Linked DNA regions of Homo sapiens: region 1 is linked to region 2. Evidence: read pairs that join two places in POLR2A ChIA-PET (ENCODE). Cell type or tissue: MCF 10A. All regions are shown on one strand. Links, peaks and the distances in the headings refer to the core of each region. The heading gives the core; the rest is flanking DNA. Region 1 holds the start of LOC124904579 (UPF0764 protein C16orf89-like). Region 2 holds the start of LOC105378621 (a long non-coding RNA gene).

Region 1 (11,717 bases), core at 2,344-10,343, 310 kb before region 2:
TAAGCAAATACAATTCAGCCCAAATGTCTGATCCCAGGAGTTTAGAGTTTGCAAGCGTAACTACTTTGCTGTGAAACAAACCTCATGCAAACGCAGGACATGGCATTTGTATATATTTCTTTTGTTTGTTTTCCCCAGTCACCATTTTAAGTATATATTTATTTACATAGATTACTTCCCTTTCTTCTTTCAGAGGCACCAAACTGGGCCGGGTGTGGTGGCTCACGCCTGTAATCCCAGCACTTTGGGAGGCCGAGGCGGGCAGATCACGTCCGGAGATCAAGACCATGCTTGCTAACTCGGTGAAACCCCGTCTCTACTAAAAATACAAAAAAATTAGCCGGGCGTGGTGGCGGGCGCCCGTAATCCCAGCTACTCAGGAGGCTGAGGCAGGAGAATGGTGTGAACCCAGGAGGTGGAGCTTGCAGTGAGCCAGCCTGGGCGACACTCCAACCTGGGCAACAGAGCAAGACTCCTTCTCAAAAAAAAAAAAAAATTATCAAAGGCACCAAACTGGTAACAAGTTATTTCCAATACAACAGAATGATAAGTACAAAGAGTATACAAAAATTATATCCATATACAAAAATTAGCCAGGTGTGGTGGTGCACGCCTGTAGTCCCAGCTACTCCAGATATAGGAGAATTGCTTGACCTGGGAGGTGGAGTTTGCAGTGAGCCAAGATCGCACCACTGCACTCCAGCCTGGGTGACAGAATAAAGCTCTTTCTCAAAAAAAAAAAAAAAAAAAAATTAGCTGGGGCAAGCTGTGGCAGGTGCTACAGGGAAGGCGGAGGCACAAGAATCGCTTGAACCCGGGAGGCAGAGGTTGCAGTGAGCAGAGATCATGCCACTGTACTCCAGTCTGGAAGAGTGAGACTCCATCTCAAAATAAATAAATAAATAAATAAATAAATAAATAGAAATAAGAAAGAAAAAAATAAAACATAAGAACCAAGGAGAAAAACTCAGCAGATTGCCTAAATCACCAGAGTCTAGTTTTGTTTTCCTATTCTGTACTTCTCTCCTTTTCCCCCAGTGTTCTCCTCTTCTTCCTCTTCTCCTTCTTCTTCTTCTTCTTGCTCTTCCTCTTCTTCTTTTTTTTTTTTTTTTTTCGTTTTTGAGACGGAGTCTTGCTCTTGTCGCCCAGGCTGGAGTGCAATGGCACGATCTAGGCTCACTGCCTCCGTCTCCCAGGTTCAAGCGATTCTCCTGCCTCAGCCTCTCAATTAGTTGGGATTATGAGCGCCCGCCACCACACCTGGCTAATTTTTGTATTTTTAGTAGAGATGGGATTTCACCATGTTGGCCAGGCTGGTCTTGAATTCCTGACCTCATGATGTGCCTGCCTTGGCCTCCCAAAGTGCTGAGATTACAGGCGTAAGCCACTGCTCCTGGCCTTCTTTTTTTTTTTTTTTTTTTTTTTTTTGAGACAAGGTGTTGATCTGTTGCCCAGGCTGGAGTGCAATGGCATGATCTCAGCTCACTGCAACCTCCGCCTCCCAGGTTTAAGCAATTCTCCTGCCTCAGCCTCCCAAGTAGCTGGGATTACAGGTGCCCCTCACCATGCCTGGCTAATTTTTTGTATATTTAGTAGAGACGGGGTTTTGCCACTTTGGCCAGACTGGTCTCGAACTCCTGACCTCAGGTGATCAACTCCCCTCGGCCTCCCAAAATGTTGGGATTACAGGCGTGAGCCACTGCGCCCGGCCTGGTACAATTTTTTTAAGCATATAAGGTGCCACCATATTTGTGTAGCCAAGGCCAGGAGTGTGATTGCTTTGGAATTCTGACTGGGGCACGTGTGGTATAATCCCAGCACTTTGGGAGGCTGGGGTGGGAGAATCACTTGAGGCCAGGAGTTTGAGGATGCAGTGAGCTATGAACATGTCACTGCACTCCAGCCTCAGCAATAGAGTGAGATTCTGTCTCAAAAAGAAACATAAAACAAAAACCAAAAACCTAACCTTTGTTCTGAGAGCCTGCTTCTTTCAGTATTTCTATCACACCTCTTTTTTTTTTTTTTTTTTTTTTGAGACAGGGTCTCACTTTGTCGTCCAGACTGGAGTGCTGTGGTGCTTCCACAGTTCACCATAGCCTGGACCTCCTGGGTTCAAGCGATCCTCCCATCTCAGCCCCACAAATAGCTGGGACCACGGGCACGAGTCACCATGCCTGACTAATTTTTGTATTTTGTGTAGAGATGAGGTTTTGCCATGTTGCCTGGGCCAGTCTTCAACTCCTGAGCTCGAGCAATCCGCCTGCCTTGGTTTCCTAAAGTGCTGGGATTACAGGCGTGAGCCACCGCACTCAGCATCTTCTATCACACTTGATGGGGAATTAGAGGTTCACATTCCAGGCCTGGCCTGTCACCTGCACACAGCCCTCTGTTCCTACCATAGCAGATAGAAGATTCTTCCCACCCCATCCAGTGAATCACACTGGGAACTTCTTCAGGGTTCTGACGCCACATGGCAGTTCCTGTAGCCAAGGCCTGGTAGCCAATAGATGCTCCATAAATGGTGAATAGAAACATACATGGGCTGGCCGCGGTGGCTTATGCCTGTAATCACAGCACTTTGGGAGGTTGAGGCGGGTGGATCACCTGAGGTCGGGAGTTTGAGACCAGCCTGGCCAACATGGCAAAACCCCGTCTCTTCTAAAAATACAAAAAAAGTGTCCGGGCATGGTGGTGGGCACCCATAATCCCAGCTACTCAGGACACTGAGGCAAGAGAATCACTTGAACCCGGGAAGCGGAGGTTGCAGTGAGCCGAGATCCCGCCACTGCACTCTAGCCTGGGCAACAAGAACAAAACTCTGTCTCAAAAAGAAAAAAAAGAAAGAGAGAGAGAGAGAGAAACACATGAACAAGCCAGGCATGGTGGCTCACACCTATAATCCCAGAACTTTGGGAGGCCGAGGCCGGTGAACCACTTGAGGCCAGGAGTTAGAGACCAGCCTGGCCAACATGGCAAAGTCCTGTCTCTACTAAAAATACAAAAAAGAAAAAAAAGCAAACAGAGGGGCTGGGTGCGGTGGCTCACGCCTGTAACCCCAGCAGCTTGGGAGGCCAAGCTGGGCAGATCACCTGAGGTCAGGAGTTCGAGACCAGCCTGGCCAACATGGTAAAACCTCATCTCTATTAAAAATACAAAAAAAAACTGAGCAAGGTGGCGGGCACCTGTGATTCCAGCTATGAGGGAGGCTGAGGCAGAAGAACTGTTTGAACCTGGGAGGCGGAGGTTGCAGTAAGCTGAGATCTTGCCACTGCACTCCAGCCTGGGTGACAGAGAGAGACTGTCTCAAAAAAAAAAAAAAAAAGAAAAGAAAAGAAAGAAACATACACAAACAAGTGAACTGAGTGCTCAGTACATGCACTTGGCATTTATATATTATGTCTTCATCTATGCATATTATTATTTTTTCTTTTTCTTTCTTTTTTCTTTTTTAGATGGAGTCTCACTCTGTCTCCTAGGCTGGAGTGCAATGGTGCGATCTCGCTGCAACCTCCGCCTCCTGGGTTCAAGTGATTCTCCTGCCTCAGCCTCCTGAGTAGCTGGGATTACAGGCGCATGCCATCACACCCTGCTAATTTTTGTATTTTTAGTAGAGAAGGGGTTTCACCATTTTGGCCAGGCTGGTCTCGACTTCCTGACCTGAAGTGATCTGCCTGCCTCGGCCTAAATGCTAGGATTATAGGCATGAGCCACTGCACCTGGCCTATCTATGCATATTTTTCTAATTACAAAATAATACATGATTACTATATAAAATAGTTATGATTATAGAGGTCTATGAAAATGAGTTTCCCCTACAACCCTGCTTGGCAATAACCACTAAAAGCAATTTGGTTTTTTTGTTTTGTTTTGTTTTTTTTGAGACGGAGTCTCACTCTGTCGCCCAGGCTAGAGTACAGTGGTGTGATCTTGGCTCACTGCAACTTCTGTCTCCCGGGTTCAAGCGATTCTCCTGCCTCAGCCTCCTGAGTAGCTGGGATTACAGGTGCCCACCACCATGCCAGGCTAAATTTTGTATTTTTAGTAGACACAGGGTTTCGCCATGTTGGCCAAGCTGGTCTCGAACTCTTGACCTCGTGATCTGCCTGCCTCGGCCTCCCAAAGTGCTGGGATTATAGGCATGAGCCACCGTGCCCGGCCCCAGTACAATTTTTTTTTTAAGCATATAAGTTTCCACCATGTTTGTGCAGCCAGGACCAGGAGTGCGACTGCTTCAGAATTCTGACTGGGCCAGGTTTGGTGTAATCCTAGCACTTTGGGAGGCTGGGATGGGAGGATAGCTTGAGCCCAGGAGTTTGAGGCTGCAGTGAGCTATGAACATGCCACTGCACTCCAGCCTGGGTGACACAGTGAGACCCTTTCTATAACAATAATAATAATAAAGAATTCTGAATAGGTAAGACTATTGATGATGATGATGATGTTGGACTTGTGTTTACTGAGAGTACTAAGTCCCAGACTCTGTTCAGAGCACCTTACGTGCATTATCTCCTTTAATTCGAAGAGATTCTCTGAGACAGGTACAGGTAAGTGTGTGCTCCTCATAGGAGCAGTACAGCCTAGTGGTACCCGGTTGCCTGGTCTCAAATTTCAGGTATACATGCACAAGATATATGGCCTTAGTAACTTTTTTTTTTTTTTGAGACATGGTCTCACTCTCACTGGGGCTGGAGTGCAGTGGCACCATCATGGCTCCCTGCAGCCTCTACCTCCTGGGCTCAAGTGATCCTCATCCTCCTGTTCAGCCTCCCAAGTGGCTGGGACCACAGTCTCGTGCAACAGCCCAGCTAATTTTTCTACTTTTTGTAGAAATGGGGGTCTCACTATGTTGCCCAAGCTGGTCTTGAACTCCTGGGCTCAAGCGATACTCCAGGCTCAGCCTCAGCCTCCCAAAGTGCTGGGATTACAGGCATGAACCACTGCACCTGGCCCAGTAACATTCTTACCCTCTCTGTGCCTTAGGTTTCTCGGTAAAACAAAGATGATAATAACACCTCCCTCATAGGGTTGTGGCCCAAATGCAATGAATGAATGTGTACCAAGCATGTGACGTGCCTGGCATGATTTTACAGATGAGGACATGGAGGTGATCCAGCGTAGATTCAAAGCTGCATTCACTGGCCTGGTTCCCTAGCATGAGCGGTCAGTGCCTGCTCAGTCCTCCCAGGCATCCCTTTCTGGGGGACAGCCTGTTCCTGGGTCTCTGAGGCAGTATGGGGAGGTGGAGTCAGGGAAAGTTCACTTCTTGATCCTTCCTGTGTTTCCTCAGCTGTTGAGCACAACAGTGGCTTTCGTAATTAAACAGTAGACAGTCTTAGGAGAACTAGGAGCAAGCCCTTCCCACTCTAAAACCCTCAGAATTGCTTTGCTGGTTATAAAACGAATTTGTGCAACTCCCTGGGAAGGTCTCAGGGTCAGGTGTTTTGTGGGAGAATCATTTCCTGCTTGGCCTGAGGGAAGAGCTGCTTCTTCCTGCTGAGATTCAGGCCAGTGGAGGCAAGCCTGCATGCAGACGCCACAGCCCATCCCTGACCCTCCCACCCCCACCCGGGACTCTGTTGTGGGTAGTCAGGCAGAAAATGAAAGGGAAGGGGGCTCTGTTCACAAAGTTGCTGTGCAAATCATTTATTTATTTATTTATTTATTTATTTATTTATTTATTTATTTTAAAGTTCTTTTTTTTTTTTTTTTTTGATACAGGGTCTTGCTCTGGCACCAGGCTGGAGTGCAGTGGCATGATCTCAGCTCACTGCAACCTCCGCCTCCCAGGTTCAAGCAATTCTCCTGCCTCAGCCTCCCGAGTAGCTGGGATTACAGGTGTGCACCACCACACCCGGCTAATTTTTGTGTTTTTAATAGAGATGGGGTTTCATCACATTGGCCAGGCTGGTCTCAAACTCCTGTCCTCTCACCTCCACCTCCCAAAATGCTGCCTTTTTTCTTTTTTAGACAGTTTCGCTCTTGTTGCCCAGGCTGGAGTGCAATAGCGCAATCTCGGCTCACCTCCCGGGTTCAAGAGATTCTCCTGCCTCAGCCTCCCAAGTAGCTGGGATTACAGGCACCCGCCACCATGCCCAGCTAATTTTGTATTTTTAGTAGAGATGGGGTTTCTCCATGTTGGTCAGGCTGGTCTCGAACTCCTAACCTCAGGTTATCCGCCCACCTCGGCCTCCCAAAGTGCTGAGATTATAGGCGTGAGACACCGCTCCCTGCCTGGAAAAAAGTTTTAAAAGATGCTTATAGAAAAAGGACAAAAATTATTTCTTTTTTTTTTTTTTGAGACAGGGTCTCCCTCTGTCTCCCCAGCTGGAGTGCAGTGGCCTGATCTCAGCTCACTGCAGCCTGAACCTCCCAGGCTCAAGCAATTCTCCCACCTCAGCCTCCCAAGTAGAAACACATTTGGGATTACAGGCGCATGCCACCACACCTGGCTAATTTTAGAATCATTTCTTTAAAAAAAAAAAACAAAAAAACTGAGGTTTAAGAGGGAATGTGAGAAAAAGAGAGCTACTCCTCATCTGCACTCCCCCAACTCCTGAAGCCCCTTACTAGCAGACGGCGGGCTCCCAGGCCTGAGGGTAGGAGCCGGCTCTGGGAGTAACAGAGCAGAGGGCACTTGGCCAATGGCCCTGTTCCTATTCCTACCCAGAGGCCTTTGCACACCCTGACCTCTCCTGGACTAGGGCTCCTCCCCAGGTCAGGGGAAAAGGCCTCCTCTCTCCCCCTTCCTCCCTCTCTACCCCACCCCCTTCTTCCTACTTATCATTTTGGAGAGTCATTTAATTCCTGGGGTTTCTGTGTGTGCTGAGTCTGTGCGTGTGCTGGGAGAAAGGAGCCTGGCTTCTATCCAACTGAAAAGAAAGAGGAATAAACCACAAAACCAAAACACACACAAAGACAACTTGGAAGACAATATTTATTCTGATTTTGCTTTTGCTTTAATACGTAATATGTATACATGTTCCAGACAACACATTTGGGAACACAAAATAAAAATAAGGTTGCTTATGACCTCAGGAGCTAGCTAACCTTTGCTGACAATTTCTGTCTTCTCTTTGGGTTTCAGGACATGTGTTATGTTGGGGCTTTCTGCACCCTCTGGCTGGGGAAGAGACCTCATCTGTCACCTCACATCTTCATTCTCTCCCCACTCTAGGATTTAGAGGGTGTAGTCAAGGGGGAAGACCTGGGACAGGTTAAACCAGAGGGGTGGCTGGTGCAGAGGACTGGGCAGGGACTGTGACTTTGTCCCTCAGCTGCTGTGGGAAAGGACTTCGTGAACAATGAGTTGACCAGAGAGTCGGGCTTCATCCTACTGCCCAGAGAGGCCACCTTGACTCAGCAGAAAGGTCCCCGGGGAGACAGCATAGTTCCCCAATTTCCTTTATATTTTTTATCTTTTTCCTTTTTTTTCTGAAACATGGTCTTGCTCTGTCACCCAGGCTGGAGTATAGTGGCACAATCATGGCTCACTGCAGCCTCAACTTCCGAGGCTCAAGCAATCCTCCTGCCTCAGCCTCCCAAGTAGCTAGGACTAGAGGTATGTGCCACTATATCCGGCTAATTTTTATTATCTGGGCCAGGTGCGGTGGCTCACGCCTGTAATCCCAGCACTTTGGGAGGCCGAGGCAGGTGGATCATGAGGTCAGGAGTTTGAGACCAGTCTGGCCAACATAGTAAATCCCTGTGTCTACTAAAAATGCAAAAAAAATTAGCCGGATGTCGGGAGGCAACGCTTGCAGTGAGCCGAGATCGTGCCACTGGACTCCAGCCTGGGCGACAGAGTGAGACTCTGTCTTAAAAAAAAAAAAAAAAAAATTAGCCAGGTGTGGTGGTGTGCACCTGTAATCCCAGCTACTCAGGAGGCTGAGGCAGGAGAATCACTTGAACCCGGGAGGCAGAGTTTGCAGTGAGCTGAGATCATGCCATTGCACTCCAGCCCAGGCAACAGTGCAAGAATCCGTCTCAAAAAAAAAATTATCTGTAGAGTCAGGGGACTCCCTATTGCTGCCCAGGCTGGTCTCGAACTCCTAGGCTCAAGTGATCTGCCCACCTGGGCCTCCTGAAGTGCTAGGATTACAGGCGTGAGGCACCAGGCCTGGCCTTCATACCTTTTAAAATGTATTCATTCACTCACTCATTAAACATTAACTGCTGTCCACCCTGGGCAGGCTCTGGGGCCTCTCAGGTGGAGAAGTTGCCAACTGGGCCCTCCAACAGCCTGCTTCTGACCTGGGGAAAGTAAGATACAAGAAATGTGCCCAAGGAAAGCAGGGGAAGGGAGGAGGAAAAAGGGAGAGAAAGGAAGGGCGTGTAGCAGTATTCCCCGCATGAGTGAACAATTTGTAAAAGAATATTACATATTACAACAGCATTTTTCTTTGGAAAATGCAAAACAAAACTCTAACTTTGTTCTTAATGCAGACTATGGAAAGTAAATTGTGAGGAAATCTTGGCCCTTGGGGGTTTATCATGGGTCCCTTCAGTTAAGCCTGTGGGGAAGGCAGGGAGTAGGGCAGGCCTTGCCACTCTCCAGAGGCCTCTCAGTAGAACGTGACCTATTTCTATTTACCAGAATGGCAAGGGCAGGGGTGCAGGAATGGGAAGAGGACATACCTGATTGGAGAGCCAAGAATTTGGGTCCTGAGAGTCAAAGGGAGAGGTTGGCAAATTCAGGAACACATAGCTGCGTGTAGTGGCTCTCTCCTATAATCCCAGCATTTTGTGAGGCCAAGGCAGGAGGATCACTTAAGCCTTGGAGTTCAAGACCAGCCTGGGGAACAAAGTGAGATCCAGTCTCTACAAAAAATAAAAAAATTGGCTGGCACAGTGGCTCACACCTGTAATCCCAGTACTTTGGGAGGCTGAGGAGGGCGGATCACCTGAGGTCAGGAGTTCGAGACCAGCCTGACCAACATGGAGAAACTTCATCTCTACTAAAAATACAAAATTAGCTGGGCGTGGTGGAGCGTGCCTGTAATCCTAGCTACTCGGGAGGCTGAGGCAGGAGAATCGCTTGAACCTGGGAGGCGGAGGTTGCAGTGAGCCGAGATCGCACCATTGCACTCCAGCCTGGGCAACAAGAACGAAACTCCATCTCAAAAAATAAAAAAAAAAATTGTCTGGGCACTGTGGCGTGTGCCTGGTCCCAGCTACGTGGGAGACTGAGGTGGGAGGATCAAGGTGGGAGTTCAAGGTTGCAGTGAACTATGATCCAGCCTCTGTCACACAGGCTGGAGAGCATGGCCACCATGTTGGCCAGGCTGGTCTCGAACTCCTGGCCTCAACTGGTCTGCCTACTTCGGCCTCCCAAAGGCTTTGTAGGCCATATGGTCATGGTGGTACCTACTCAACTCAGCTGTGGGGCACAAAAGGAGCCACAGGCACTACTTAATCAACTGGGTCTGACTGTGTTCCAACAAAACTTTATTTATGGACACTGAAATTTGAATTTCATATCATTTGCAGAAAAATGTCAAGAAATAGTACTCTTAAAGTTTTTTCCCCACCTTTAAAAATGTTACAATCATTCTTGGCTTGCAGGGGTCCTACAAAAACAGGGAGTCAGGTGGTAATGACGTGTCAATGTAGATTCATCAGTTGTCACAAATGTACCACTCTGATGGGGGATATATTGAAAACGGAGGAGGCTATTCATGTATAGGGGTAGGAAGTATACAGGAAATATGGTATCTTCTGCTCAATTTTGCCACAAACCTAAAACTGATCTTAAAAAATAAAGCCTGTCTTCCAGGTGCGGTAGTTCACGCCTGTAATCCCAGCACTTGGGAGGCCAAGGTTGGGGGGGGGATCACCTGAGGTCAGGAGTTTGAGACCAGCCTGGCCAACATGGTGAAACCCCATCTCTATTAAAAAAAAAATACAAAATTAGTCAGGCACGGTGGCATACGCCTGTAATCCCAGCTACTCAGGAGGCTGAGGCAAGAGAATTGCTTGAACCCAGGAGGCAGAGGTTGCAGTGAGCCGAGATTGCACCATTGCACTCCAGCCTGGGCAACGAGAGCAATACTCCATCTCAAAAAATAAATAGGCCGGGCATGGTGGCTCATGCCTGTAATCCCGGCACTTTGAGAGGCCGAGGCGGGCAGACCACTTGAGGTCAGGAGTTCAGGACCAGCCTGGCCAACATGGTGAAAACCCGTCTCTACTAAAAATACAAAAATTAGCCGGGCGCTTGAACCCAGGAGGCAGAGACTGCAGTGAGCCGAGATCATGCCACTGCACCCCAACCTGGGCGACAGAGTGAGACTCCATCTCAATAAATAAATAAATAAATAAATAAAGCCTATTAAAAAAAGAAGAAGAAAGAAAGAAAAGAAAACAGGAAGCAAGCTGAGAATTTAGCTTGTGGCCTGTACTTGCTGATCCCTGTTTTAGAGAATTACAAAAAGTTGCTCCATCCTCCAGTAAGACATTATATAAGTTAGTTTATTATTTCTGGGGAATAACAATTATAAGACTGGGCATACCTGGGCATAGAACTGGCTCACATCTATAATCCCAACATTTTGGAAGGGTGAGGCAGGAGGATCACTTGAGGCCAGGAGTTCCAGACCAGCCTCAGCAACATAGTAAGAGCTCTACAAAAAAATTTTTTTAAAGAATAACAATTATGACAAGCATTAAATCATTCTGTAAAAATTATACAAATCAAATATTGAATATAAGGTAATAGAAAATTATCATTGTTGCAAATATGTTGTAATTATTCAATGGTTCTCATATTAGATTCTAGAAAATAACAAGATTTTTGGCATCCTGGGCAATCAAGATTTTGAGACCAGCCTGGCCAATATGGCAAGACCACATATCTACAGTTTTTTTTGTTTTTTTTTTTAAGATGGAGTCTCACTCTGTTGCCCAGGCTGGAGTGCAATGGCGCCATCTTGGCTCGCTGCAACCTCCGACTCCTGGGTTCAAACAATTCTCCTGCCTCAGCCTCCTGAGTAGCTGAGACTACATGCGTGTGCCACCATGCCCAGCTAAGTTTTTGTATTTTTAGTAGAGATGGGGTTTCACCGTGTTAGCCAGGATGGTCTCGATCTCCTGACCTCGTGATCTGCCCATCTCGGCCTCCCAAAGTGCTGTGATTACAGGCATGAGCCACCGCGCCCGGCCCAAAAAGATTTTTAAAAATCACCCTGCGTGGTGGCACATGCTTGTAGTCCTAGGTACTGGGGAGGCTGGAACAGGAAGATTGCTTTAGTCCAGGAGTTCAAGGCTGCAGTGAGCCATGATCAGACCACTGCACACCAGCCTGGGCAATTAAGCAAAACTCCATCTCTTATTAATAAAAAAAAAGGCGGCCGGGCACAGTGGCTCATGCCTGTAATCCCAGCACTTTGGGAGGCCAAGGCAGGAGGATCACAAGGTCAGGAGATTGAGACCATCCTGGCTAACACGGTGAAACCCCGTGTCAACTAAAAATACAAAAAAATTAGCTGGGCGTGGTGGCGGACGCCTGTAGTCCCAATCTACTCAGAAGGCTGAGGCAGGAGAATGTTGTGAACCCGGGAGAAAGAGCTTGCAGTGAGCTGAGATTGTGCCACTGCACTCCAGCCTGGGTGACAGAGCAAGACTCCGTCTCAAAAATAAATAAATACAAAAATACCTAAAATAAAAAAAGACCGGGCACAGAGGCTCATGCCTGTAATCCAGCACTTTGAGAGACTGGGGCA
Region 2 (11,717 bases), core at 1,394-9,393:
CACCAGAAGGCAGAACTAGGGCCAATTAGTGGTACCCATAGGGATTTCAGAAACAGCTTTCTATCTGTCAGGACTGTCCAATGACGGAATGAATTTTCTTACGGAGTAGTGAGCTCACCATTGCTGGGAGTGGTCAAGCCCTTGAGTAGCTGGTGAGACTTGTGGGGTTGGATTAGATTTCTAACGAGGTTCCTCCAGGCCTGCCTATTTTGGCTTCTGTGGTTCTAGGAATCATCAGGTGATAAAAGCCTCGTTACCAGAGTAAGCATTAATATCCAAGTCTTGCTGGCTCCGCCCCCCACCTACGCCTGTGGGAACTCCAGCTCCTGGGTTCATTCTTCTCTCCTCTCAAGAGTGTGGGTGAATCCCCACCCCCTCCCACCGCTGCTGCTGCCTCCAGCGTCTCCATCGGGGTCCTGCCCCAGCGGGGTCCTGCCTCCCAGGGCCCCCATGCTCTCAGTCCTCTGCCACTTCGGGAGCTCACTGCTTGCCAGGGAGAGAGGGGAAGGGCGCTCCTTGAGGATGGGTCCCCTGGCAGGGCGGCGTGGACCGTCTTCAAAGCAGCTCTCTCTGCCCACACTCAGCCTACCCACCCAGGATTGTTGCTGCTGCTGAGGTGGCCGGGCTGGAGCGGGTCCTGGTACCAGGTGTCAAGATGTGTCCAGAACCAAGACCCCCTCCAACCGGGGGCCCCTGCCACTGAATCTCGCTTGCGACCTGCTCTCCGCTTTCTCTTACGGAGCCTTTCCTCCTCAGCTCCTGGCAGTCTTGCCTGGTTTCCATTGGGCACCTGCCCCAAGTCAGTCAGTCACATCATACATGTGTCTGAACCCCAGCCATGGCGAGGTGCAAGTGCCTGTTGCCCCGTGGCCATCCTGTGACCAGGAGGACGGTTGCACATGGAGGCTGGATGCTGAGTGTCACCCAGCCCTCATACTGCATGCATCCAGATCTCAGATCTGGCAGGTCCTCTATGACCCAGCAGAAGTAATCAAAGGCAATTTCTTTTAAAAGGAAGACTTTCTTTGGGACTATGTTTACCCTACTTGATTCTTTTATTTAAAAATAGGTAGGCTGGGTGCAGTGGCTCACACCTGTAATCCCAGCACTTTGGGAGGCCGAGGTGGGTGGATTACTTGAGGCCAAGAGTTCAAGACCATCCAGGGCAATATGGCAAAACCCAGTCTCTATTAAAAATACAAAAATTAGGTGAGCATGGTGGCGCATGCCTGTAATCCCAGTTACTCAGGAGGCTGAGGCAGGAGAATCACTTGAACCCAGAAGGTGGAGGTTGCAGTGAGCCAAGATAGTGCCACTGTACTCCAGCCTGGGTGACAGAGTAAGACTCTGTCTCAAAAAAAATAAAAAAAAAATAAAAAAGTGTAGAGCATATCCACTTTTGAAACCAGTTTTGTAGAATGAGTGTTTTCCGTGTATGTTAGCTAGCCTCTAACATGGCTCCCAGTGGTCCCTTCTCCTGGGATTCGTGCCCGTGTCATCCCTTCCAACACTGTACCAGGGTGCGTCTGTGTGAAGGATAAAATACGGGAGTACTGATGGGGCGTCACTTCTGAGATCAGGTTGTGAGAGATGCTGCAGCTTCCGTCTTGGTAGTTTTCTCTCTCTTTTAGGTCATTTGCACTGGAGGGCCAGCTGTCCTGTCCTGAGCAGCCTTACAGAGAGGCCTGTGGGGCAAGAAACTTAGGTCTCACCCCAATAACCAACAAGAAACCGAAGCCTGCTGCCCACAGCCCTGTGAGGAGCTTGACGGCAGAGTCCCCAGCCCAGTTGAGCTTTCCAAAGATGGAAGCCCTGGCTGACGTGTTGGTTGCAGCCTCACAAGAGACTCTGAGTCACAGCCACCCAGAAAAACTTCTCAATTCCTCTGTGACATAATGAATGCTGTAATTTTAAACACTGAGCATGGGGCTAATTTGTTATGCAGCAATAGATAACTAATACACCCTGCGATAATGTACTAGGATTTGGGACATCAGTCATTTCCTCCTGCTTTACCCCACCCCAAACTACCGGGAGCCTGCTGTGCTATGGGGAGCCCTCCTGGTCCAGCACAGCTGATAGGACCAGGGGAGTCACTTGACCAAAGCCAAGACAATTCAGTTGTCCCTTCTAGAAATTCTTTCTTTCTCCTTTCTCCCTTCCTCCTTCCTTCCCTCTCTTCCTCCTCCCCTCCCTCTCTTCCTTTTTCCCTCCCTTCCTTCTTCCCTCCCTCCTTCCTTCTTCCCTCTCTTCCTTCTCCCCTCCCTCTGTTCCCCCTCCCCTCTTTCTCTTCCTCCTCTCCTCTTTCTTTTCCTCTTCCCCTCTTTCTCTTCCTCCTTACTTCTCTCTCTTCCTCCTTCCCTGTCTCCCTTCCTCCTTCCTTCTCTCCCTCCCTCCTTCCCTGTCTTCCTCCTTCCCTCTCTTTGTCCTTCCTTCCCTCTCTTCCTCCTTCCCTCCCTGGTTTCTTTCTTCTCTCTCTCTCTTCCTCCTTCCCTCCCTGTTTTCTTTCTTCTCTCTCTCTCTTCCTCCTTCCCTTTTCCCTTCATCCATCCCTCTCTCTCTTCCTCCTTCCCTCCCTCTCTTCCTCCTTCTCTCCTTCTTTTCCTTCTCCTCTCCCTCTCTTCCTCCTCCCCTCCCTCTCTTTCTCTTCCTCCTTCCTTCCCTCTTTTCCTCCTTCCCTCCCTTTCTTTCTGCCTCCCTCTTTTTCTTGCTTTATCCCTCTCTCATTTTCTTTCAGCAGGAAGAGAAGATGGAATCAAATAGCTGTGAGGTTGAGCTAGAGTAGTGGGTAAGCTCTGGAGATAAGGCAGCCAGGCTGGCCTGCAGAGAGAGAGAACATTGCAGCCAGAGAGAAGCAGGAGGGATTTAGTGTGGTTGAGGAGACACACGCTGCTGAGGAGCTGGTGGTTTTGTGTGTCTCGATGGTGCTTCCGGCCGTGGAACTCTGGGGCATTCCTCTGATGCTAAAAATCATTCTTTTGACTGGGGCTCTCATAAGCTTCTGCTTTTTCCCATCAAATGATCGTCAGACAGTAGTTTTTGAAGGCCACATTTTTGAATAGACACAGAATGTCCCATAGAGTGGAGCTGCCTGAGTTTGCATCACCATTTCAGGTTATGCTTGGACATCACCTCATTGAACACTTGGGTAAGCTTCAATTTCTCTCTGTTATAAACAATGCCCCGATGAGCATCTTTGGCACTCACAGCTTTTTTCACATCTCCAGTTACATCTCTAAGAGGCCTTTCCAGAGGTGGGAGGAGTGTGTGCCATTTTAGACAGTAAAAGTACCCTGCTAGATGACTGGCCAGGCGCGGTGGCTCATGCCTTTAATCCCAGCACTTTGGGAGGCTGAAGTGGGCAGATCACCTGAGGTCAGAAGTTCGAGACCAACCTGACCAACATGCTGAAACCCCATCTCTACTAAAAATACAAAAAATTAGCCGGGCGTGACTGCACATGCCTGTAATCCCAGCTACTCAGGAGGCTGAGGCAGGAGAATTTCTTGAACCCGGGAGGTGGAGGTTGTGGTGAGCTGAGATGGCGCCATTGTACTCCAGCCTGGAAAACAAGAGCAAAACTCTGCCTCAAAAAAAAAAAAAAAAAAAAGTACCCTGCTGATGACTTTCCAAAATAATGGCCTGACACGCCCACCAGCAGTAGCAGGCATCACTCACCTCACTGGCCCTCACTGGCGTCAGGTCTCTCTCACTGGGGTTGGGGGGTGTATTCTCCTGCTGTTTGTCAGGCTGCTGTGAACTTGACCCTCTGCTACATGCTTGGGGATCAGGGGTCACCCAGTTTGCGCAGCAGCCATGCAGTGCCAGGTCTCTGGGGTCCGAACAAGTCAGCAAAGATGTATGTCATGATGGTTAGAATGAAGTGGATTCTAAACACCACTTAAGAATACATTAATAATGGTGTTGGTGTGTTATTCATCTTGAAGAAGTGACAGATGTTTCCCTCAGCAAAATGCTGACGTGGGAAAATGAGTTGGGAGTTAGGAGATTGATGAGTTTCTTCCAAGGGGCTCATTGCCTCTCGCCTGGACAACCTCCTTCCCGGTCCCCTGCCTCTGGCTCCAGCCTCCATCCACGCTAGTGTCTAGTTTGTCTTCCTGAGGGAGTCTGGGGACGTGGGATAGGTGCTGGGTTTGGAGTTGGGTGGTGGAGATCTGGTCTGGGTTCTATCCCTAAGCTCCTAGGTGTGGGGACATCAGCTTTTGTTACCCCCATTCTTGGGCCAGCAAATCCAATTTTCCTTTGGGGTCCCACCCTCTTCTCAGTCCTGGGGTGCCATGTGGGGCTGACACTGCCCCCGCCGCCTCACCCCCACTCCAGGAGTAGACACATTATCCCCAGACGTGGCCACTGAGAGTCCTGCAGACCTGTGGCAAGTGTTTGTCAGAGGGGAAGCATGTGTCCCAAGGTAAGCCTGGATCCAACCGCACCTGAAGTTCACTCTTCAACATCCTGGTCATGCTTGCAGAGTCCCTCGTCCTTTCAAAAAAGCCAGTCTGAATCAGGTGCTTGTCACTTGCAAACAAGAGTTGCCTCTGAAGACACAGCAGGACCTTGAATAAGTCCTTTGTCTTTGGTGGGCCTCAGTTGCCCTGTCTGGAAAATGAAGGGTTGGATTCTCTGAGGTTCTTCCAGCTCTGGAGGTTCACAGCCCCCATCTGGGCCATGTGACTTACACATCGAGGGGGGCCACAGGTGGACAGGCTGACTCTAGTGGAGACTCAGTTGCTCTGTGGCCTTGCCAGGAGAAAGCTCGGCGGGCATGCTCTCCCCAGACCTCCAAAATGCTGCCTTGGAAAGGAAGCAGTGGCTTAGCAGGCACCCCCTGGGGGTAGGGGAGGATCCGGGGGCATATTGGGGTTCCATCCTGTGACCAGCAGTGATAGGTGCTGCCCCTTCTCTGCATCTCTCAATGGCTCCCAAGTACCTTCAAGATTAAGTCTTATCCCTTTAGATGGGGAAAGAGCAAGACTTCTCACAGGGCTTAATAAATATTCAATGAATGAATGAATGGAAGAACAAGCACATTCCCTTCATGACCAGGCTCCCTGGCTGACTCCGCAGCCCTAAACTCCCCAGCCCTAGACCCTCCTCCTTCTGCTCTGCACAGCAGCACTCCCTGCCTTCTTGGACACGCTATGTCCTTTTGTGCCTTGGCCTTGTACATGCTGTTCCCTCTGCTTGGAACATCTCCTCCCACCACCTGCCTGGCAGACTCACGTAGCCTTCAACACTCAGCTCAGCGCATTCATCCGCTGACTCAGCCAACATTTCTGGAGCCCCTCCTGTGTGCCAGGCATGATCTATGTGCTGGCATTGAACAAAAAAGGTATAGTCCCCCTTCTCAGGGAGCTGCCTGCTTGTGGGGAGGCCACCAGCTGGGGATGCATGAGCTGAAGGACATTAAGCTGGGGGAAGAGATGGGGAGTATTGTGAGGAGCACTTTTTGGGGTTCTCTGATCCAGTGATATTTTGAGGTGAGGGAGTGGGCCTCGCAGGTCTGGCCCAGGCAGAGGTAACAGCAAACGCGCAGGCCCTGAGCTGGGAGCCAGCTTGGAATGTTTGAGAACCGGCAATGAGATCCCAGCGGTTGGAGTGAGGGGCGAAGGGCAGGGGAAGAGGTTCAAGAGGTCACAGCCGAGGGCTGGGGGGCAGCTGCACACTTGCTGGCCTTTTACCCTGAGTTGGGGGTCACTGGGGAGGGCAGGACGGGAGCGTTTTGAAGCAGGGACAAGGGCAGAAGTTGGGAGGTTGAGGTGGCAGCAACAGGAGCCATGGAAGTGGTCGGATCCTGGGTCTGCAGGCGTGGGGTGTCGGAGAGACAGGGTCGAGGATAAGCAAGGGGGCATCATCACCCACAGAGTTGGGGGTGCCGTGAAAGCAGGTCTGGGGCAGGGGCCGCCAGGGCTGGGTTTGGGCCTGTGGATTTCGAGATGCCGTCACTCAGCTGCGTGAACTCCTGGAAGTGAGCATGGACACAGGAGTCCCGTGCTCTGGGGAAAGGCTGGGGCTGGAGGTGTGGGTCAGGGAGAGAGAAGGTGGTGGAAGCCAGAGACTGCGTGGGTCACGTAAGGAGGGAGTGAGGGTGGGGCACAGGACCAGAGCCTCCCAGGAGGTCAGGGAGGCCAGGAGGCACCGGCAGAGGAGCCAGGAAGCAGGAGGAAAACCAGAGCGAAGCTGCTGAGGACTGGAGAGGAGACCCAGCCTCCCTGTGTTAGGTGCTGCCGCCGCCTACACCCAGAGGCACTTGGCTATTTGGTCCTGCCACAGGCAGGCCATGGGTGATCCTGAGAAGACATATGAGGATGAAAGCCCAGTTGAAGCAGAGAGGGAAGTGGGGGACTGGAGAGTGTGGCAGAGGGGTCAGGAGTCAGGGGGCATCTCTACAGCAAAGCCCTAATGAAAGGGGGGAGTCAGGGATGTGGATGCCTTGGAGGAAAGTTCTACCGGCAGAGTGAACAGCTGGGGCAAAGTCCCCAACCATGAGTGGGGCAGCCTGTGTTTGGAGAACTAGCAGAAGGCTGTTTTGGGGGAGGTGGGCAGCCCAGGGCTTCGTGGGCTGGGAGCAGGCTGGAGTTGAGTCTGCCTGAGGCTAATGGGCAGCTACAGAAGGCTTCGAGTGCTTGATTTATTTATTTTTTTAAAATGCCCTTGGCTGGGCACGGTGGCTCACGCCTGTAATCCCAGCACTTTGGGAGGCCAAGGCGGGTGGATCACTTGAGGTCAGGAGTTTGAGACCAGCCTGGCCAACATGGTGAAACCCCGTCTCTACTAAAAATACAAAAATTAGCTGGGCATGGTGGCAGGTGCCTGTAGTCCCTGCTACTCGGGAGGCTGAGGCAGGAGAATCGCTTGAACCTGGGAGGTTGCAGTGAGCTGAGATCACGCCACTACTCCAGCCTGGGCGGCAGAGCGAGACTCCATCTCAAAAAAAAAAAAAGCCCTCTGGCTCCTGAAAAAGGCCCTCTGGAGTCTTTAATTCCTGTCCCTGCTGACTCCCTTCCTGCCACACCCTTATCCCGGGCCCTCCCCTGACTTCCCAGCAGCCGTGGCTGCTGTCCCCTCTCCCTCTGATCTCAGCCAGGCTGCGGGGGCCCCCCTTGGCCACCCAGGCAGCGGAAGCTGGGGGCCAGTGGGCATCCCCTGGGGCCTCTCTGGCCGGTGTGAGGGTCCTTTGTCTCCATTTGATCAGGCCCTCGTGGAGCCGGAAGTAGCCTCTGATACCCACCAGACAAAGGGCTTCTTTGAGAGGCCAGGAAGTGGCGAGCTGGGATTTATCTGCCCAGGGATTTGTGGGACCATCCGAGGGCCACAGGGCAGGAGCCCTGGTCCTCACAAACCTGTTTCTATGATGTCACTGATCTTCCTCCCTCCACCTCCTTGCTCAGCTCTCCCTGAGTCCCCCAGTCTTTTCCTGCTCTGGCCCTCCAAGGAGCCTGTCACAACAGTGCAGCTCTCATGCGGAGCTGCCACAGCAGGTGCAGCAGCTCTGAGAAGGGAGACAGTTCTTATTCCTGTTTCACAGGCAAGTGAGCGCAGGCACAACAGGGTTAAGTAACCAAATTCCCATGTAAGGGGTGAGCTGGGGGGCACCCCCCGGCAGACCCACTCCAGAGCCCACTCTCTTAAGCTCCCTGCAGTGCGCCCACAGCATCTGACTTGGGTAGGGGGGTCATGCAAGCTTATGTCTTTTTTTTTTTTTTTTTTTTGAGACAGGGTTTCACTCTCTTGCCCAGATTGGAGTGCAGTGGCGTGATCTTGGCTCACTGCAACCTCTGCCTCCCAGGCTCAAGTGATTCTCTTGCCTCAGTTCCACTACTGCACGGGCTAATTTTTGTATTTTTTGTAGAGATGGGGTTTCACCATGTTTGCCAGGCTGGTCTCGAACTCCTGACCTCGAATGGTCCACCAACCTTGGCCTCCCAAAGTGCTGGGATTACAGGCGCGAGCCACTGCACCTGGCCAGCCTCATGTCTTTTAACCACCACATTTTACAGAAGGCCTTGAGAGGGGAGGGAATTGTCATGTCACATAGCTAGTTAGGGAGCAGAGCCCAGGGCTGGGCCTTGGAGTGGAAGAGGCTTGGATTTGAATCCCAGCTCTGTGCTGTTGCTTGTTTGTGACCTGGGCAAGTCCCTTACCTCTCCTAAGGGTTATTTTTCTTGTCTTGAGGCCAGCAACACCCTCCTGCGGGATCGCTGTGCTGACCCAATGCACTGAGACACGCCTCTGTCTGGTGCAGGACATATCCCCGAGGTGCCAGTTCCTTTTCTTCCCCTTCGCTACACCCAGGGCCAAAGCTGACCACAGTTCAGGGGGTGACATGTTCCAAGGTGCTTACACCTCAGCAGTGGCCTCTGAGTACCCCCCGGAGCCATAGCCTTTCATCAGGGTGCCAGCCCTAATCACCCAGGGTGCTCCTGCAAGGCTTCAGGTCAGAAGGAGTGAATCCCCAGTAGCAGAATGCCCGACCCTGTGGTGGGTGGTGGAGAAGAGGCTTGGAAGGCTGGAGTGTGCAGGATCCATTCCCACATCTCCAGGGTGGGCAGCCAGCCCTGCTGGAGGAGCAGCCGCCTTGCTGGGCGGGCAGGTAACTGAGTTGGCTGAGCCCGCACTTCGTTAAAGGGGAGGGGACTCAGGGTCTGGGGGCTCAGGGAGCTACTGATCTGTCAGGAAGCGCTGCTCAATTTTCCCCGATCAGACCTGTTTCCCAAACAGCCTTTCCTGAGGGGGAAGGATCCAGGACAGGGCCTCCCCCTGTCTTCTCCCTATGGCCCGTTTCTCCTTTCCTAACAACACCCAACCTTCGTGTGTGTGTGCCCCGTCCTGGGCTCAGGACACTTGGTGTCTTATTTGACCCTCCAACAGCTCTGTGCAGGGGGCACACTTGGGCCTATTCCAGAAGAGAAAATGGAGGCTCTTCCACACAAAACCCCTTGCTCAAGGCCATGCAGCTACCAATTCGTCAGCCAAGATTCTAAGACTACTTGGCTGGGCGCGGTGGCTCACACCTGCAATCCCAGCACTTTGGGAGGCCGAGGTGGGTGGATCACCTGAGGTCAGGAGTTCGTGATCAGCCTGGCCAACATGGTGAAACCCCATCTCTATTAAAAATACAAAAATTAGCCGGGCATGGTGGCGCACGCCTGTAATCCCAGCTACTTGGAAGGCTGAGGCAGGAAAGTCATTTGAACCTGGGAGCGGAGGTTGCAGTGAGTCGAGATCGCGCCACTGCACTCCAGACTGGGCAACAGAATGAGACTCTGTCAAAAAACAAAACAAAACAAAAAAAACTACATTCTTAACCCCTACTCAGGGCTGCTGGGTCAGATGGGAATGCAAACTTGAGTAGGCAGCAACCAGCAGGGACGGTGGTCCCCCGTGTTAAGAGAAGGAGGGTCTATCTTTCTCACATGATGGGAACTCTAGGGCTGGTGCACAGGTCAGCAGCATTGTCAGAGTGCAGGCTCTCCCAACTCCGTTGTCCCTAACTTGTGGTGTTTGCCCTCGTAGTTCCAAAGTGCCTGCTGTGCCTCCAGCACTCACGTTTCATTCCAGGCAGAGAGGCACTGGGAAAGTCAAAGGTCTTGGGAGGCTTTTTTTAAAATTTGGGAAGTAGCCGGGCGTGGTGGCTCACACCTGTAATCCCAGCACTTTGGGAGGCTGAGCGGGGGAGATCACTGAGGTCAGGAGTTCTAGATCAGCCTGGCCAACACGGTGAAACCCCGTCTCTACTAAAAATACAAAAGTTAGCCAGGCATGGTGGCAGATGCCTGTAGTCCCAGCTGAGGCAGGAAGAATAGCTTGAACCTGGGAGGCGGAGGTTGCAGTGAGCTGAGATGGCACCACTATTCTCCAGCCTGGGTGACAGAGCGAGACTCCTTCTCGAAAAAATAAAATAAAATAAACAAAAATAAAATTTGGGAAGTGAAGCCCTTCCTCATTGACTCCCACCTAGATCTCTTGGGCTAGAACACGCGCCTGGCTACTCATGGGTGGAAGGTAGTCAGGAAAAGAGCTATGAGCCTTCCAGCCTCAAGAGCTGGGTAAGGCAATGGAGGGGCAGCTAGGGGAGGTGTTGGGGGTGGGGGATCCATGTCCCTGCCTGGCTACTGTGGTCCTGCTACTGGTTCCACGCCCCCTGCAGAGGCTCCACCCCCGCCGGAGAGTTGAGGGACTTCCTTAATGTGCCTCTGTCACCCAAGGTCTGGGAGGTCACAGGAAGCCAAGAGAGCTTGAGCAACAGGGCAATTTGTTCTCGTTGCCTCATTTTCCTCATCTTTAACGCTGGGCCTTCACCCTACCTGCCTGACAGAGTGGCTGGGGGGATTAAATGAGACAGCGCGCACAGGGGCTGCGGCGGCTGAGCCGTGGACTCTGCATGGCACATGGTGTTTCTGGAGTGCTGCTGCCAAGCAATTGCCTTCTTCGTCCTGGCTTCAGGTTTCCCAGCTGCAAAATTGGATGAACGAATCATATTCTATGCCATGGGGTCATTCTGAGGATTAAATGACATTACACACCAAAGTGCTTCAGGGGCCATCTCCGTCTGCTTCTGCTGATTTCCGTGGGGTAGAGTCATAGAAGGTCAAGGCCCCTGTGAAGGTTCTTGTACCCAACAGGGGAGGTGCTGTTTCCAGCTGCGATTTGAAGAGGGAGGCGGTGGAGGGGAGGGAGGCCCTGCCAAAGCCCAGGAGCCCCCGGACACCTCCTGCTCAAGTCCCCACTTCCTCCAGGGGAGGCCCTGGGGACCCATCAGATAGTTTGCCGGCACCCTCCCAACAGAAGTCCCGGACTGATCAATGGCTCCCTGCTGGACTTTGAGCCTTCAGCCACAGTGGCCCAGCCTGGTTGGCTAGTCACAGCTGCTGTACCCAAACCTGGCTCCAGGGAGAGCAGAGGGGCTCCCTGGGACCCGCATGGGGCCCTGACCTGCTCAGGAGGGATGCAGACAACCTCTGCCTCTTTGTCGCTCCATGCCTCAGTTTCCCTGTGGCTCAGCATCTTGGGAGAACAGGGGATGGCGGAGATGCTGGAGCCCCTTCCACAGTTCCATTTTGCCTTGCCCCCTGGTTTCCATCTGGGCCCAGCTGTCCGGGGCCTGGAGAGCAGGAGCAGGTGTGTGCAGGGGTATGAGAGTCTCGGGTTCCAGCCCCTGCTTTGCCCTGACCCGTTGTGTGACGCTAGACAGCTGGCTTCTGCTCTCTGGGCCTCATCTCTGTAAAAGGGTCCCCATAAAAGGGTCCCCATCCTAAACCCCTTCCAACTCGGATATCTCCGTGGCTGTGAATCCATGGCTCAGGATGTCCTCTGCCCAAGGACAGCTTTCAACAGGACCTGGAAGCCCCCTGCCCAGGAATGTGTCCCAGGACGACAGTAGCCCTTCCTCCCTGTCCGTCTCCCCTCTCCAGGGCGGGAGACACGCTGAGTTGGCGGGTACAGTGCGCCCTCTGGTGGCTACTCAGGAACACTGCTCCATCCGGGCCCTGGTCGCTAAGTTCTCTGCTGGGCTGGTGGGGGTGGTCGGGGTTGGGGGTGGTCGGGGTTGGGGGCGGGGGGCGGCCCGCAAGGGCTGTAGGGGTAGCAATTTTCTTTCCTTTTCGGGGATGGGTGGAGGTGGGGTTGCTATAGTTCTGGGAAGCTTTATGGCCCCCAAATGTATACCTGCCACCAACATCACCAACATCTGTACCTCA

Evidence for each region. Peaks named below come from ENCODE experiments on the same cell type or tissue, not always from the same donor. Only the 100,000 strongest peaks of a DNase experiment are listed, where the experiment ranks them.
Region 1: POLR2A ChIA-PET joins it to region 2 with 5 read pairs; 1 of 35 experiments calls an interaction of 5 or more read pairs at or near these places.

Annotation. Positions count from the first base shown.
Region 1 is chr1:31,096,318-31,108,034 of GRCh38, reverse strand. It overlaps LOC124904579 (UPF0764 protein C16orf89-like), which reads right to left and starts at 7,829. Exons shown (of 4, transcript XM_047439474.1): 1 at 7,753-7,829; 2 at 2,442-2,493; 3 at 330-413; 4 at 42-68. The coding sequence starts at 7,829. The coding sequence ends at 42. In MCF 10A, for the core only: no CTCF peak of the experiment used is centred there; DNase peaks (open chromatin) are centred at 5,394 and 6,804.
Region 2 is chr1:30,782,255-30,793,971 of GRCh38, reverse strand. LOC105378621 (a long non-coding RNA gene) reads left to right here and starts at 11,621. Exons shown (of 3, transcript XR_947134.2): 1 at 11,621-11,717. RefSeq lists an enhancer at 5,589-6,101. In MCF 10A, for the core only: no CTCF peak of the experiment used is centred there; DNase peaks (open chromatin) are centred at 5,221, 6,081, 7,031 and 8,091.